2 separate regions of the Homo sapiens genome follow, and region 1 is linked to region 2. The links are chromatin loops, found by intact Hi-C in ENCODE. Cell type or tissue: tibial artery. All regions are shown on one strand.

What was found. Hi-C counts contacts between places; a loop is a spot of excess contacts. Peaks named below come from ENCODE experiments on the same cell type or tissue, not always from the same donor. Only the 100,000 strongest peaks of a DNase experiment are listed, where the experiment ranks them.
Region 1: it touches region 2 in a loop (5-fold over the local background); 9 of 110 quality-filtered maps call a loop at or near these places.

The regions. Positions count from the first base shown.
Region 1 is chr4:47,000,566-47,008,565 of GRCh38, forward strand. It overlaps a transcript of GABRB1 not described here. Among named protein-coding and RNA genes, the nearest start is that of GABRA4, 11 kb to the left of the region's middle. In tibial artery, no CTCF peak of the experiment used is centred here; a DNase peak (open chromatin) is centred at 3,607.
Region 2 is chr4:46,839,690-46,847,689 of GRCh38, forward strand. It overlaps COX7B2 (cytochrome c oxidase subunit 7B2), which reads right to left. Exons shown (of 3, transcript NM_130902.3): 2 at 5,271-5,325. Among named protein-coding and RNA genes, the nearest start is that of COX7B2, 66 kb to the right of the region's middle. In tibial artery, a CTCF peak has its summit at 4,814 (motif pointing right); no DNase peak of the experiment used is centred here.

The DNA.
Region 1 (8,000 bases), 160 kb after region 2:
ATCCCATTGCAGTTAGATAGTGGCTGGGGCTGGCATAATTTGAAGGTTTGACTGAGCTGGGCATTGAAGATAGCTTATTGCTTCACATGACTGGTGCTTCAGATAGACAGGGGGAATTGGCTGGAGATCTCTCTTCCCCCACCTCCCCCATCTTACTTACTTAGCCAGCTTGGATTTCCACATAACATGATGATCTTGGGGTAGTAAGACTTTTTATATGCCGGCTGGTTTTCCCAAAGTAAGCATTTCAAGTTAGACTGAAGCTGAAGACTTCTTATGACCAAACCTTGAAAGTCACAGAGCATTATCCTATTGGTCAGAGCAGGTAACAGGGTCAAACCAGATTCATGCAGAGGGGATAACAAAGATGTAAATACTGAGAGATATGATTCATTTGATGGCCATCTTTGAAGACTAGCTGTTATATATATTTTTCATATGCCTGAAATATTTCATAGAACAAATTGAATAGCATTTTATAAGAATGGTGTGATGGTTAACTTTGTGTTAATTTGCCTGGATCACAGTACCCAGATGTTTGGTAAGATATTATTTTAATTTAATTTTAGTTTTTTATGTTTATTTTTTATTTTTTGAGATGGAGTCTCGCTCTGTCGCCCAGGCTGGAGTACAGTGGCGCGATCTGGGCTCACTGCAAGCTCCGCCTCCCGGGTTCACGCCATTCTCCTGCCTCAGCCTCCCGAGTAGCTGGGACTACAGGCGCCCCCCACCACGCCCAGCTAATTTTTTGTATTTTTAGTAGAGATGTGGTTTCACCGTGTTAGCCAGGATGGTCTGAATCTCCTGACCTCGTGATTCTCCCGCCTTGGCCTCCCAAAGTGCTGGAATTACAGGTGTGAGCCACCATGCCCGGCCAGATATTATTTTCAATATTTCTGTGAATGTATTTCTTGGATGAAATAAAGATTTTAATCAATAGACTTTGAGTAAAACAGATTACCCTCCATAATTTGGGCGAGCCTCATCCAATCTGTTGAAGGCCTTAATAGGCAAAGACTGACCTCCCAGAAGAGGGAATTCTGCCAGCAGATGGACTTCAGATTTGATCTGCAACATTAGATATTCCCTGGGTCTCCAGTCTGCCAGACTTCCCTGCAGATTTTGGGTTTACCAACCCCTGTAATTGTGTGAGTCAATTCCTTAAAATTTCTACAGATAGAATAATCTATACTCTATCGGTTCAATTTCTCTAGAAAATCCTAACTAATACAGTTGTACGGGGATATAAAATTAAATGTTTATTAAATGTTTTGGGTTCTAGTAAAATTTTGTGTGTCAATTCAATGTTAAAATTTTTCTCACCTTTCAAATGCCATTAAATTGTTCCAAAAAGTGATATGAAATTGTTACAGAACTCTGAACTTTATCTTACAACAACTTATTGTTTTTATTAGTCTTAGGATAGGCAGTTTTTTACGACACAGTAACTCATGATATGTGAACCATTATAAATGTTAAACTTTCATGAACTATTACTTAGATTCTAAATTAATCATTATATTTGAATTTTGTTCTTTTGACTTTTCAGTCAAACAATGCATTCTCACTATAGAGATTTTGGAGACAACAAAATACTAGAAAGAAAACATTATATACCATACAATGTAAAACACATTTTAAAACTCTTTTTAAAAACATAGGCCTAAGCCTTTGCGAAAATATCAACATTTACTTTACAAGCTTTGGGTAAAAAAGTAGTGAGTGAGCATATTTGGCAAGTTAATAAGCCAAAGAAACAAAGATGCAGAATGTGTTGTGTATTTTATGCAATTTTATTATATATATTTGCATTGGATATTTTAATCATTTTTTTTACTGGTGATATGAAGGAATTCCTCTTTTAAATATATTTATAACCAGAAGAAAACACAAATTAAACCTAAAGAATGCAGGTATTTTCACTAATCATTCTAGACACAAATATTTTAGTCTTTCAAATGTTTAAATAAGAACCACCTTTAAAGTAAAGCACAATAGCAGAAATGTATGTGTTTTTTTTTCTGTATCTTTAAGTCCCCAATACAGAACCTATAACACAAATCAGACACACGCAAACTAAATGATTAAAGTATCATAGATATATACTAGCCTGCCATCAAACCAACACAGTGTTTGGAATTAAACTTTCACTTTCCAAACAAATCTGTGAATCCTGAACATGATACAGTGGTGAAATATTTGGTCCTCAAAAGACTATGAAGCCAGACTGCTCTTCATTACCATCTGGTGGCTACTGCATGGAGTGGCATTAACCATAATTTTAAGAGAGAGTTAAAGGGAGTGAATGTCATAAGAATAGAAGGAGAACCTCAATGGTATTGATTAATATTGAAAATGCATGAAGATAAATATCAGAGAAGGATTTGGGACTTTGCCATAGAAAAGTATACCACAAAAAGTTATTTATTGGAAACAGTTTAGAGTGAGCAAAAGTTGAATGTTTGATTTATGGATAGCATAAGACTCCCAAATCACTCCTATTTGCTTTATAATAAAAAAAAACTTTGTTCTTTTAGTGATAAATTCTATGTAGCAAATTGTCTGAATCTACTAAAGCTTTCAGTCCTCCATGTATCTTCACATGTCACTTGCCTCAGAAGTACCCTTTTCTATTTTATCTACCTGGAAAACACTTACATATCTTTAAAATTTAGATTAAGTGCAGCTCACTTGTGAAATCCACCTCCTCCCAGGTAAGGGTTTTGTTATCTGTCTCTACAGACTGTTGTAATTCTGTGGACCGTTTGCCTAATGGTTTCTTTTCATGACTGACTGAGTTTCTCGAGGATGGGGATGATGTTTTATTTATTTTTGTAAGACCCAAGTCCTAAGCATTTAATATGCTTATGTAAGGAATGAATCCAGGAGGAAGTTCATTGTTATTTAGGAAATAAATAACAATATTTTAAACCAAAAGAAACCTCTCACATTTCAGACTTGACAGACACTGAGACAAGGGACAAATTTAGGTTTTGGAGAAAGTAAATGTCCATATTGACATTCAAGTTTCCCACTTCCATGACAGAATTGCAGAGCTAAAACAGAACCAGAGAAATCATCTAGTTCTGCTACATTCTTTTAAGTATGGGAATGAGGCTCAGAGAGACGACATGATTTTCCTAAGTTTCTGTAATTGCTAACTACCAGAATCAGGATTGGAATCCCAGTCTTCTGACTCTTCCTCCAGTGAGGCGTTTATTCTGCTGATTTAATCTCTGACTTCCCTTAAGAGGAACCTTAGGTCTAGGAAATTGGGCTTTGAACCTAAAATGCAATGTCCTTTCAGGAATTCAATCCTATTGATCAATGTCAGCCCACACATATTTACAGGCAAGTTAGGAAATCATTAATTATGTTATGCGGCATTACAATAATATATTTAAAACGTTCTTTTGTTTTTTTTGTTTGTTTTGTTTTTGTTTTAGATGGAGTATTGCTCTGTCCCCAGGCTGGAGTGCAGTGGTGCCATCTCGGCTCATGCAACCGCCACCTCCTGGGTTCAAGCGGTTCCCCTGCCTCAGCCTCCCGAGTAGCTGGGACTACAGGCGCGTCCCACCAAGCCTGTCTAACTTTTTGTGTTTTAGTAGAGACGGGGTTTCACCATGTTGGCCAGGTTGGTCTCGATCTCCTTACCTTGTGATCTGCCTGCCTCGGCCTTTCAAAGTGCTGAGATTACAGGTGTGAGCCACCGTGCCTGACCTACAATAATATATTTAAAACTTTCTTAAAGTTCTTTAATTTTTCCCAGTGGTTACAATTCTAGGCATTGATTCTAAGAAAATGACGAGACACTTATGTCAAGATTATAGGCATGATGAGCAATAGAGCATCATTATTAATACCTTTTATTTTTAGTTTTTATGGGTACATGGTAGGTGTATTTGTTTATGGGAGACATGAGATATTTTAATACAGGCATGCAATGCATAATATTAATACTTTAAAAAAAAAGAATAGGTTCCCTGGTTTAATTTCCAATGTCTTTGACTATTAAAGGATATACTTTAGGGTTGAATGGGAAGAGTTTGAGATGCTCAAAACACACCTTGCTTTTTGACTGCCTATTCCAACTATTGGTGCGGCCAGACACTTGATTTAAAAAACAAACAGACAAGCAAACAAACAAAAAACAGATGACACAGTCTCTTCGAATCTGTTAAGATACGTAGTTTATAATCCAGAATTGGTTTTATTCTGTCAATGTGTATTTGATTTCGTATCATCTAGTTTTTCCACCTTTAAAAATTATACTTCTAGGAAAAACAATATGTTTGCTATTTGAAGTTTAATACTTATAGTTTCAATAGTTTTGTGTTTCCTCGAAGGTCAATGGCATGCAGTGATTTGTAACTGTTGCTAAGGCATATATAGAAACAGTGAATTCTGAGAGGCTAAGGAGCAGGCAGATGCAATCACCTAGATGGAGAGAGAGCCAAAGCCAAGAGTGGGCCTAGGGGGAGGCCAGACACACCTGGCTTTGTGACTCCTAGGGTTAATGTCCCAGATGCAGAAACTTTCCTGAAGTGATTTTTAAAAATGGTTCTCCGTAGGGCCAGGCGCAGTGGCTCACGCCTATAATCCCAGCACTTTGGGAGGCCGAGGCGGGTGGATCACGAGGTCAGGAAATCGAGACCATCCTGGCTAACACGGTGAAACCCCGTCTCTACTAAAAATACAAAAAATTAGCCAGGCATGGTGGCGGGCGCCTGTAGTCCCAGCTACTCGGGAGGCTGAGGCAGGAGAATGGCGTGAACCCGAGAGGCGGAGCTTGCAGTGAGCTGAGATCCAGCCATCGCACTCCAGCATGGGCGACAGAGTGGGACTCCGTCTCAAACAAACAAACAAACAAACAAAAACTGTTCTTGGTGAGGAAGTGACCATCCAGTGAGATTTTAAATGTCAGTGTATGCTGAAAATGCAGCAAACCTGTGGTTTGAGCACAGTATCTGATAAGGATCCATTTGATGCTAAAAGAGAAAGTAGTAAAGCAATGCAAACATTTCAGTCATAAGGTAAAAACCATCGGCAGTCTCTCTTAACTTATAGTCAGCTTTTTTTAAGCCTCCTGAAGATCCAAGGACTAAAAATGTCCTTTTGTCAATCACAGAGAACTTTACGTCTCCCTCTGCAACTTCTCTAAAATTAGGAACCAGTGCTTCTGCAATGGCTACCCAATTTCTTTACCTAACTCTGAAAGAGTCAACTTGTAACATATGGGGCTTAGCAAAACTGTGCCTTCATTTAATTTGTCCTCTACTCTGGCTTATTTGCAGCCAAACTTTCAGGATTTTAATCTTTGTCTTATGAATACAAATGTCTTCTTTCCTCCCTTCTTTCATTTCTTCCTGTACTTATTTTTTTATTTACTTAAAAACTTGGAAGTATCTGATTTGAGGAGGCTTTTGTTATTCTTTTTTTTTTCACATCTTCTAATAAAGAAGCAATAATTTCTTTTGTTTTATTTTGCTTGGTAAAAATCAGACACTATTTTTCTGACTCATTTTGACATTCTTTGACAATGGAATCCCTTCCATTAGATCATTTCCGACAGAATTATAACGAAAAATGTGTTTTTCTCTGTCCCTGATATATTGAATTATGACCACAGATTTTGATTTTAGATTGGGTTCATCTTTCAAAAATTTCATAAGTCTACCAATCTTTCACAGACAGACCCTTCATTATGTTATGCTGAAACAGTTGGGCTCTTGGGAAAGATATTTATTGTAATAAAATAATACTATACATATATAATACATATAATACAGAGTGCATATTCCCACAGAATTTGCAGTACCAAAAAATTAAAAATGTTTTCAAAACTTTCCTATAATGATCATAAGATGGAACTATTTTCTTTTATAGGTCAGGTACATCTATTGCATCTATAATATGTCTTATAACATGAATACAAAATTATTCCAAAATCAAATTGCTTCACTTGCATTTTATTATAGTGACTTGAATTTTGATAAGATGTGTAGCTATAAAAATACTGTTTATCAAGTGGGGAATTATAGAGTCCAAGAATAAAAAATCATTATATCTAGGTTTAGCATAAGGTTCTGTAACTAACATGTTATTTTCAACATATTTGGCTTTTCTTGTAACACAAAGTTTTGCTATATGTGAACTCTAACAGGAACAAGTGAGATTAAGTGAGACAAATAGACAAATATTTAAATAATTGCATTATATATAAAAGTAAATGCTGCAATTAAAGATAAAGATTGCCACACTGAATAACAAAACCAATCTCAAGTTTACTTAAAAGAGATAAACTTTAGGCTGGGGATGGTGGCTCAAGCCTGGGATTCCAGCACTTTGGGAGGCTGAGGCAGGTGGATCGCTAGAGCTCAGGAGTTTGAGACCAGCCTGGGCAACATGGCAAAGCCTACAAAAAATTAGCCAGGCATGGTAGCATGTACTTGTTGTCCCACCTACTTAGGAGGCTGGGGTCCGAGGATTGCTTGAGCCTAGGAGGCCGAGGCTGTAGGGAGCCATGATCGTGCCACTGCACTCCAGTCTGAGTGACAGAGCGAGACCCTGTTTGGATAAAAAAAAAAAGAAAAAGAAAAGAAAGTACATAAACTTTAAATGTAAAGACAGAAAATTTTAAGGTGAAGTACACATCATTTGTCATTATATTAATATCCAGCAAAGGATGCTTTATCTGTAAAATGTATTATTAAAGAGAGATATTTCAAAGTGATAAAGAGGTAAACCTGTCAGAATGATCTAATAATTCTCAATTTATCTGAACCTCAATTAATAGCTTAAAAAACTAAAGAACACATTGACAAAACTAAGATCTCTAATTATAGTGGGATGTTTTAACATACGCTTCTCAGTAACTAAAGGAACAAACAGGTGAAAAATGTAATAAAGGCATAAATGATTTTAACAGCACTGTTAACAAACTGGACTTCACTGACATAGAGAGAATGCTGCACCTAATAACTGCAGAGTATATATATTCTTTTCAAATGACATGTAACCTTATCTCAAGTTGACCACATGCTGGGTTTTAAAGCATGCCAAATAAAGAATGAAGAATGTCAACGAATAGAAATTGTACCAAGAATGTTCTCTGACCATTGTGAAATTAATCTTGAAGTCAATAGCAATAGATAACCAGAGAATCTTTCCAGAGAATGAAGAAAAGCTGGGGCAAGAGGCCGGATAGGGGAGACAGATACCAAGGAGATGTAAGCCTTACTTAGGACATTTGTATTCTAACAGCATTAAGTACCATTAAAGGACGTATACCTTGGAACTGGTATATATATATATATATATATATATATAAAATCAAGTTTGTATTTTTAAATAGTCATTCTGGTTACAGCTGAGATGCCAGGGAGGAATGATTGTGAGATTAGGTAAATAATGTTTTGGAGTGAAGAGAAGTATAGAGACAGGCACGACAATTTGCCCTTACGCATTATTGGTGAGTGTGGTTGCTTGAACTGGAATAGTGGCAGTGGAGATAGAAATAAGAGGAAAGATTAGAGAAATATTTAGGTGGCAAGATGGACATTGTTGGTATTTGTTAGCAAGAAATGACTCCCAGATTTTTGTCTTGGTTACATGCTTGAGTGTTGTCATTCATTAAATACAGAATACAGGAAGTTGGAGGGCAGAAAACTAGAGATGATCATTGTGGGACAACCAAAAGTGCCCTATAGTCACTTAGAACAGTGCTCTGTACCTAAAATATACATTTGAAATGATAAATGGTAAATAAGACGTGGGCTAGATGAGATTCTACAAAGAAATAATAGAAGAGAGTAGAAAGTTTGTGTTAGAATATAAGGAATGCCAACTGTAAAACTTCTAATATGGACTATCATTTCAGGAAAAAATAAAATATTTTACTTTTTTTTTTTTTCTTGAGATGGAGTCTCACTCTTTTGCCCCAGCTGGAGTGTAGTGGTGTGATCTTGGCTCACTGCAACCTCTGCTTTCCAGGTTCAAGT
Region 2 (8,000 bases):
TACTGTTGTGCCTATCATATTATATATTCTATAGTACACTGTATTGCTTATTGCAATTAATTTTATGTTTCTGTGCCTTCATAAGACTGAAAGCCATTTGCATAATAATGGTGTGTCAATACTTATATCTTAGTGTCTAAGGTAGTACATGGTAATGGTGGGTCTTAATATATGGTTGTTGAATTAAAAAATACAAAATATAGGTGGGGAGGTGAGAAACTTATACCATTAACTTTTAATGCATTTATTTTAACTGTAATACTAATGAGTATCCATTAGGGAACTGAGACAATTGATGCAACAGTAAACCCAGATAACAAAGGCTTCAACACAACCTGAGGACGTTCTCTTAGTAGTGAAAAATCCAAAGGAAGGCAATTGCTGGTATTGATTTAGAAGTTTAAGGATGTCAGGGCTAAAGTCTCAGTAATTTCTGGCCTTTCCCTCAAGGTTGCAAGGTGACTCTCTAGTTCCAGTCATCATGTCTACCTTCCAGGAATGAGAAAGGAGGAAGGGGCCTGAAGGAAGATGAGGCAAAAATCTGTATCAATAAGGCAGGACTTTCCCAGAAATTCCATCGGATTTTTGTTTATATGTCACTGGATAGAATTATGGCAGATTATCTTTCATACCAACAAGGAGAATTAGAAAACAGGGGACTTCTGTATTTGTTTTTGTCTGCAACAATAATAGGATTCAGCAGGTAGGAAAGAGAGGATATTATATTAAATAAGCCACAAGAACTCTCTGTCATGAGGGATAGTTGGGTGCACTGAGGAGTACATGAGTGCTGAGAGAGAGTCAATGTAAATAGAAGAAAGAGCATACATGAAGTCAACTAACAGCTGCTTCCCCATCCTGCCCACTAATGGCTGATAGTAGGCATTTGATCTATCAGCTTTAAAACCTGACTGAAGGCATGGGCTTCATGGGACTTCTAATACAACGTCTTTATATTTTTCATTCAGCCTCTTCATGAGCTTCATAAATAATGCTTTTCCTGAACACTTTCAATGTACCTCGTACTGTGATACAATAATACCTGCTTCAAGTTGTCCACTGTAAATAGAACTTTGCAGTAACAGAAGTGGACATAAGGCCTTTAGTGGCCCACTGAAGAGATACCTAATTCAGGCTGGGTGTATGCTTGTGCAGTGGGAAGTTAGTCTGGGAAGGATTACAGTAAAAAATAAAAGTAGAGCTGGGTTTTGAAACAAAAATAAAAGGACTCATTAAATGAAGAAGTACAGAAGGCTGTCACTGACATACGGAGTTGGTGCATAAAGACAAAGGGAGGCAAAGAAAGCAAAAAGCATTCTAGGATCTGTAATTTTGTCAGCAGAGCAAAGCACAACATTCAAGGAGTGAGGACAATGGCAGGCAGTGAGAAAACTAGAAGAGAGGTAAGCAAGAACCAGAAGATGGTTTTGAGCAATGAGACACTGAATTATTTTAACCTGATATTAGTTCTATGCCTCAGAAAAATTAGCCTGCTCTTAATTGATTAGAGAGGAGTAAAAATGGAGAGGTGGAATCCAGTTAGGAAACTATTCCAATTGTTCAAAGTATCAGGGCCTAAACTAAAACAATATCAGAGGTTCCACAGACAGTAAACAAGTCAAAGAGCCCACTTACCAAATGTGCTCTGTGTGTGTGTGTGTGTGTGTGTGTGTGTGTGTGTGTGTTTAAGATGGGCTGGCAGGAGATGCCACTGTAGGGCAGAAATGAGGGTAAAATACTAAGAAAACTCCCATTTCTTCACTCATTCATTGGTTCTGTTAAAGGTTAAACTGATTTTCATAAGGTTAATTCGTGTTTGGGATAATGTGCTATCTTAGTAAGACATAATAATATGAATACATACTCATAATAATGCCTATACATCTGACCCAAGCAGGTCATGACACAACCTAAACAAGAAAACAGTCACTCAGCCATTGAGGAGCCTAACAATGTGCTCTGAATTGTGACTGAACAGCCTAATTCTTAGAGCAAATCTCAAGGACCAAGGAAATAATATGCAGCACTAGATTTTATTAAGCAAACAACAGGCCTGTTCACGCTGCATTTCTGTGATGAGCTACTTAGTAGCCTTCAAAACTACTTACTAATGAAATGAGAAACTTATTACATTGGCCTCTGTAGCAATTACAGGAAATCTGGTATATAAAAATCAAAAAATAATTCTTAACCCATAAAGAAAATGATACAAGCTTCACAAAGCCAATGCAAGTAATTAGACACTTAAATTGAATGGCAATGCACATCAAACTTATACTATGCTCCCAGGTCCAGGAAACAAAAAACACAAAATAAATGGTGGATTAGAAGGATGCAACAGTTTCTAAAATTAACATTCCTTTACCCCGATTTTATATTATTCATAAAGAAGCCTTCAAGTTCACTAACCTAATACCCCTATTTGTTGTCACTGCTATTATCAGCTCAATCATGGTAATAACAAGCAATGTCTTAATGCACCACCTGGTTTGACAAAACTTCATAGAAGAATAAATGCCCAAAGCAATTCTGGCTTTCAGACAAGAGCATCCATACAAAATGATTCCTCTATGCTTTCCCTGAAGGTTGCTTTCCTCTATGTGCAGTGGGGGATTATTTGACAGTAATGACAAATGAATTAACAAATCAGTAGACATGAATAAGCATGATTAAATTAAATGCATAGCACAGTGGTTGTGAGCTCACTTTTTTTATTTTATTATTATTATACTTTAAGTTTTAGGGTACATGTGCACAACTTGCAGGTTTGTTACATATGTATACATGTGCCATGCTGATGTGCTGCACCCATTAACTCATCATTTAACATTAGGTATATCTCCTAATGCTATCCCTCCCCACTCCCCCCACCCCACAACAGTCCCCGGTGTGTGATGTTCCCCTTCCTGTGTCCATGTGTTCTCATTATTCAATTCCCACCTATGAGTGAGAACATGCGGTGTTTGGTTTTTTGTCCTTGCGATAGTTTGCTGAGAATGATGGTTTCCAGTTTCATCCATGTCCCTACAAAGGACACGAACTCATCATTTTTTATGGCTGCATAGTATTCCATGGTGTATATGTGCCACATTTTCTTAATCCAGTCTATCATTGTTGGACATTTAGGTTGGTTCGAAGTCTTTGCTATTGTGAATAGTGCTGCTATAAACATACGTGTGCATGTGTCTTTACAGCAGCATGATTTATAATCCTTTGGGTATATACCCAGTAATGGGATGGCTGGGTCAAATGGTATTTCCAGTTCTAGATCCCTGAGGAATCGCCACACTGATTTCCACAATGGTTGAACTAGCTTACAGTCCCACCAACAGTGTAAAAGTGTTCCTATTTCTCCACATCCTCTCCAGCACCTGTTGTTTCCTGACTTTTTAATGATCACCATTCTAACTGGTGTGAGATAGTATCTCATTATGGTTTTGATTTGCATTTCTCTGATGGCCACTGATGATGAGCTCACTTTAAGTCAGAAAGACCTGAATTAGAATCTTGGCTTGTCCATTTATGAGGCTTCTTAGCATCACTAAGCCTCATCAATAATAGAGAAATAATAATACCACATTCACACACTTGTGAAAAATAAGGGGTGTCATAAGGTACCCATATCTGGCATATAATAAGTTTTAAGCACATATTAATGTAAAGAATGTATTAAGGACATCCTCTGAAGTAGTGATTTGCATTCCTCTTTTACAGAAAAGACTGAGACTCCGAGAGAGTCATCAACTTGTCCACAGTCATGATTTTTACAAGTAAATATGAAAGCTGGGATTCAAACACAGGTCTACTAAGGCAGATTCATTGCTCTGATTTTTTTAATCTATGTTTTTAAAAACATTCTTTCAACAAGCCAGCCAGGAATTAATGTAAATATTGTACTGAGCTTATGGTTTCAGAATCAAAGGAGAGAGGAACATAGAGAAAAAAATAAAAGCAAAAGCAGTCTACTGCAAACAGTTCACAATTGTAGTTCTGCAAATTATTAAATTTCAAACAATTTATATGAGAAATGGTTAAATGAAGATAATATAGTCTGAAGAAGAGACAATTAGGGAAAATAATTGCAATTATCAAATATACAGAAATGTGATTTAGAATATTATGTGTACTTTCACTTTGCAAGAGTGGTTTATATTCCTAAAGGATTAAAAATAAAATACAAGAAAAAAAGTTACAAAACAGGTACTTTGCTGCCAATTTTGGCTGCAATTCTATGGGGTTATTCCCTGGTGGCAGGTAATAAATAAGAGTCCTATTTATGACACATGGGTGAATTATTTTGCTTATATTTGCAAGTTATATCACCAGAGAGGAGTTTCTGGCTTGTAAGGAAATATCAACATTTGGGTTATTTAGTTTCTACACAATAGATATTTTAAAAGCAAAATATATTGTCTGAATTCTCATGTTAAATTATTATAATGTCCATGAACTTACCAAAAAGAAATTGTTCACAGCAATTTGCCACTTAACAAAGTTATTACCACCAAATAACTTGATTATCCTGTAAAATTTTATCGCAATATATAATTTCATACTTAATAAATGTCATATTATTGGCCATTAGCTTGACTGAGGAAGTTTAGGAATTAAATATTCCCAAATTCGGCTTTCAAGCTGACCACTGACTCCAGACACGGTCATGGATAAGGACAAGAAAAATATTAAATACAAATGTCTAGATGGTTACACACCATACTGACCAAGTCAACCCGGCAAAAAAGGCCCATCACCATCTAATAGCAAAATGAAATTTTTAAAACGTCTAAAAGTCACGGAAGCATATAAATATACAACCACACCAGGGGGCGCTCTTAACACTGAAATGATGGATGGCATATTTTAAGACACGTGGTGGTCTCAGCTGTCCAAATGAAAGATTTTCTAAGCATGTAGTACTTGGCACAAGTGCTTATCTTTTGAAAATGTTTGCTGGCAATACACACATTTTCTTTTGTATCCAACTGTTCGTGTAGTTAAGACTATCAAGTTAGTCTATCAAGTAAAACATTTACTGCTGATAAAAAATATTTTATTTTTGAAACATTTGTCTACTTAAACTGACATCTGTCTCTTTGTGTAGTTGGGCTGATTCTCAGTAATAAACATCGTGCTTAAAAGTACATACAATTTTTTAAAAATGAATTCAGTGTGAATTTTATTTTTTACAAAATTTCCTACCAGAACTTTAACTTTTACTTTGTGAAAGTGTAATGTAGGTAGTGTGGGTCTTTTCCATATTTTCTCGTTACCTGTTAGAAATCTGAAGCTCAAATGCTCTCCTCAGAAAGTTTCAGATTCTGCTTCCTAAAAAAATGCAATTAGAAAATTAGTGTCAGATTTCAAAGACAATGAAAAAGCCAGAGGTAAGTACAGGCTATGTTACTCAGAGAAAATCACCATATACTACTTCATTAACAGTAAATATTGTCATACAAATGATATCTGATTAAAATAATTTTTAAGAAACAAAGTTGAAAAGGAAGCATCGTAAAGCACATGACAAGGGCCTAGCTACCTGTTTTCCAATAGTGGTAGAGAATGAGTCTTTAAACTTTTCTCAACCCATGTGGTTGAGATAACTCTCTTTTTTATACCAGCTACCTTCATGAGTCACCACTCACCTGTACCCAACCTCAAATGGAAGGTTCTGGCCAAGGTTTGCCTAATATGCTTGGAGACTTCTCAGCAACTTCCTTCATGCAAGTTCAAGGAAACAGAAATGGACTTCTCTAATGTTTGAGCCCTAAATCAAATTAACCAGCAGACTAATGCCTCAAATGTGGTTGAAAGGAATATATTTTTCATTCTATAACAATAGTGAGGATTTAAAGTTAAAAAATCTAGAGAAAATGATACATTTATTTACTACTTTAGAGTATATGTGCATAACAGAAAGTCCCACCCAAAAAGCAGATATTAATAGTTCTCAAGGATGTAGGGACACAGAAAAAAAGAGCATAGGATAAAAGAAAAACAGTCCACAGAAGAAAAAACCCTGGAGGGGTATGCTGGGAGAGGAGTCAGGTGACTACCACTGCCTGTTTTACCTCCTTCTTAATGCCTGGAGTGAAACAAGAACTGAGATATTCACCAAGGTACATGTACATGTTTGGTGAGAGGCAACATTTGATGTAAAATAATCTGGCATATGGTTAAACTGCATGAGTATCCATCAACAGCAAAGTCAGAGGCAGTGGTGTTGAGGTTCTTTGTGGTCAATCTGACTAGAAGTAGGTTCTGAGCCAGTTGCTAGGAAATGGAGATAGACTTTACCCCCATTAGGGCTGGAATGGTAACCAGAGGGCTACCAAGTAACCTAAATTTTAAATCAGACCCTAGTGCCAACTGAAGATGCTAAACAAGAAATGGCAAGTTTCAAACGTTTTGAAGGTAAAATAGTTTTGTAAGTGCTTATGAATCCAGGATTAATTGAAGATGCTGCAGATACCAAGGTGAGAACAAGACTAACTGCGTTATTTGTTCATTCATTCAACAAATACTTAATGAGCATCTATTTATATACCAAGAACATTTAACGGCTTCAGATAAAGCAATGAACAGAAGAGACAGCGATCTGTGTCCTCATGAAACTCACATTCTAGTAGGAAACAGGGACCATAAACAATAAATATAATGAATAACCTATATAGAATGTTGTAAGATTATAAGTACAGGAAAAAAAGGAGAAGGGAGAGCAGTATAAAGGACACTTGGAACACAGGAAGGAAAAAAAATAGATTGCAACAGCAAAAAGGTGAATAGGGTAGGACTCATCTGTAATGTTTCACATATCAAAGGCCATGAGGGAGGTGAGGGAGTCAGACATGCAGTCTTCTGGGGGAAGAGTGTTCCAGTAAAAGGGAACAGTGAGTTGAACGGCTCTAAAGTGAGAGGGTACCTGAGCTGCTCAGAAAACAGCAAGTTAGCCACTATTCTGGAATGGAATGAAAAAGGGAACAGTAGTAGAAGAGGCTAGAGAAGTAACAAAAAAGCCAGATGGTGTAGCTTTTACTGGGAATAAAACAGGAAGCATTTTTACAAAGTGGAGAGAAATGGTCAGAGACTGAATATATTTTGAAAATAGACGGGACAGGATTTTCTGATAAGCTAGATGTGGGTATGAAGAATGTAGAGTCAAGGATGATACAAAGGTTTTTATCTGAGTAACTGAGCTGGCATTTAGTGAGGCTAGAAGAGTGTGGGAAAAAACAGGTGATTGGTGGGAAATAATTATTCTGGGTTTAGATATATGAAATTTGAGATGTCCACTAGATCTATCCAAGAGGAACTATATATAAACTATGCAGTTGGCTATACTGGTGTGAAGTTTGAGGACGATCAAATTTAACACCATAGATATAGCCGTTGAGATGTAAGAAGAAATGAGTGCAGATAGAGGGGAGAGGACAGAGAACTAGCCCTCAAGTGGACAGACTCAGGTGCTCCATTATCCTCACCTTCTCGTGTTCACATCCCTGTATGATTCCCATCTCCCAGAATGTAGGCAGGATCTGTAACTTGTTTCTAACCAATAGAATATGTGACGGTGAGATGTATGTGAAGCAAGCATCATGTGGGGGAAACAATCTGGCAAGGAACTGAGGGAAGCCTCTAGAAACTTAGGGCAGCCTCCAGCTGCCAGCTTGCAAGGCCTTCAGCCTCCAGCCAACAAAACATAAGGCCCTCCCTCCTATAGCTCGAAGAAAATAAGCTCTGCAGAAAACTTGAGTAAATTTAGAAAGAAATCCTTCTGAAGTCAAGCATTCGGATGATATCCCAGGCCCAAATGATACTCTGACTGCAGCCTTGCAGAAGACCCAGGTAAGCTGTGAGCAGACTTCTGACACACAGAAACTATGAGATTAAAAAAAAGTCTGTTATTTTAAAGCACTACAATTTGTAGTAATTTGTTATGCACCAATGGAAAAGTAATGTAATTCCTGGGTTACTCCAGCATTTGCAGGCAAGGGAGCTAAGAA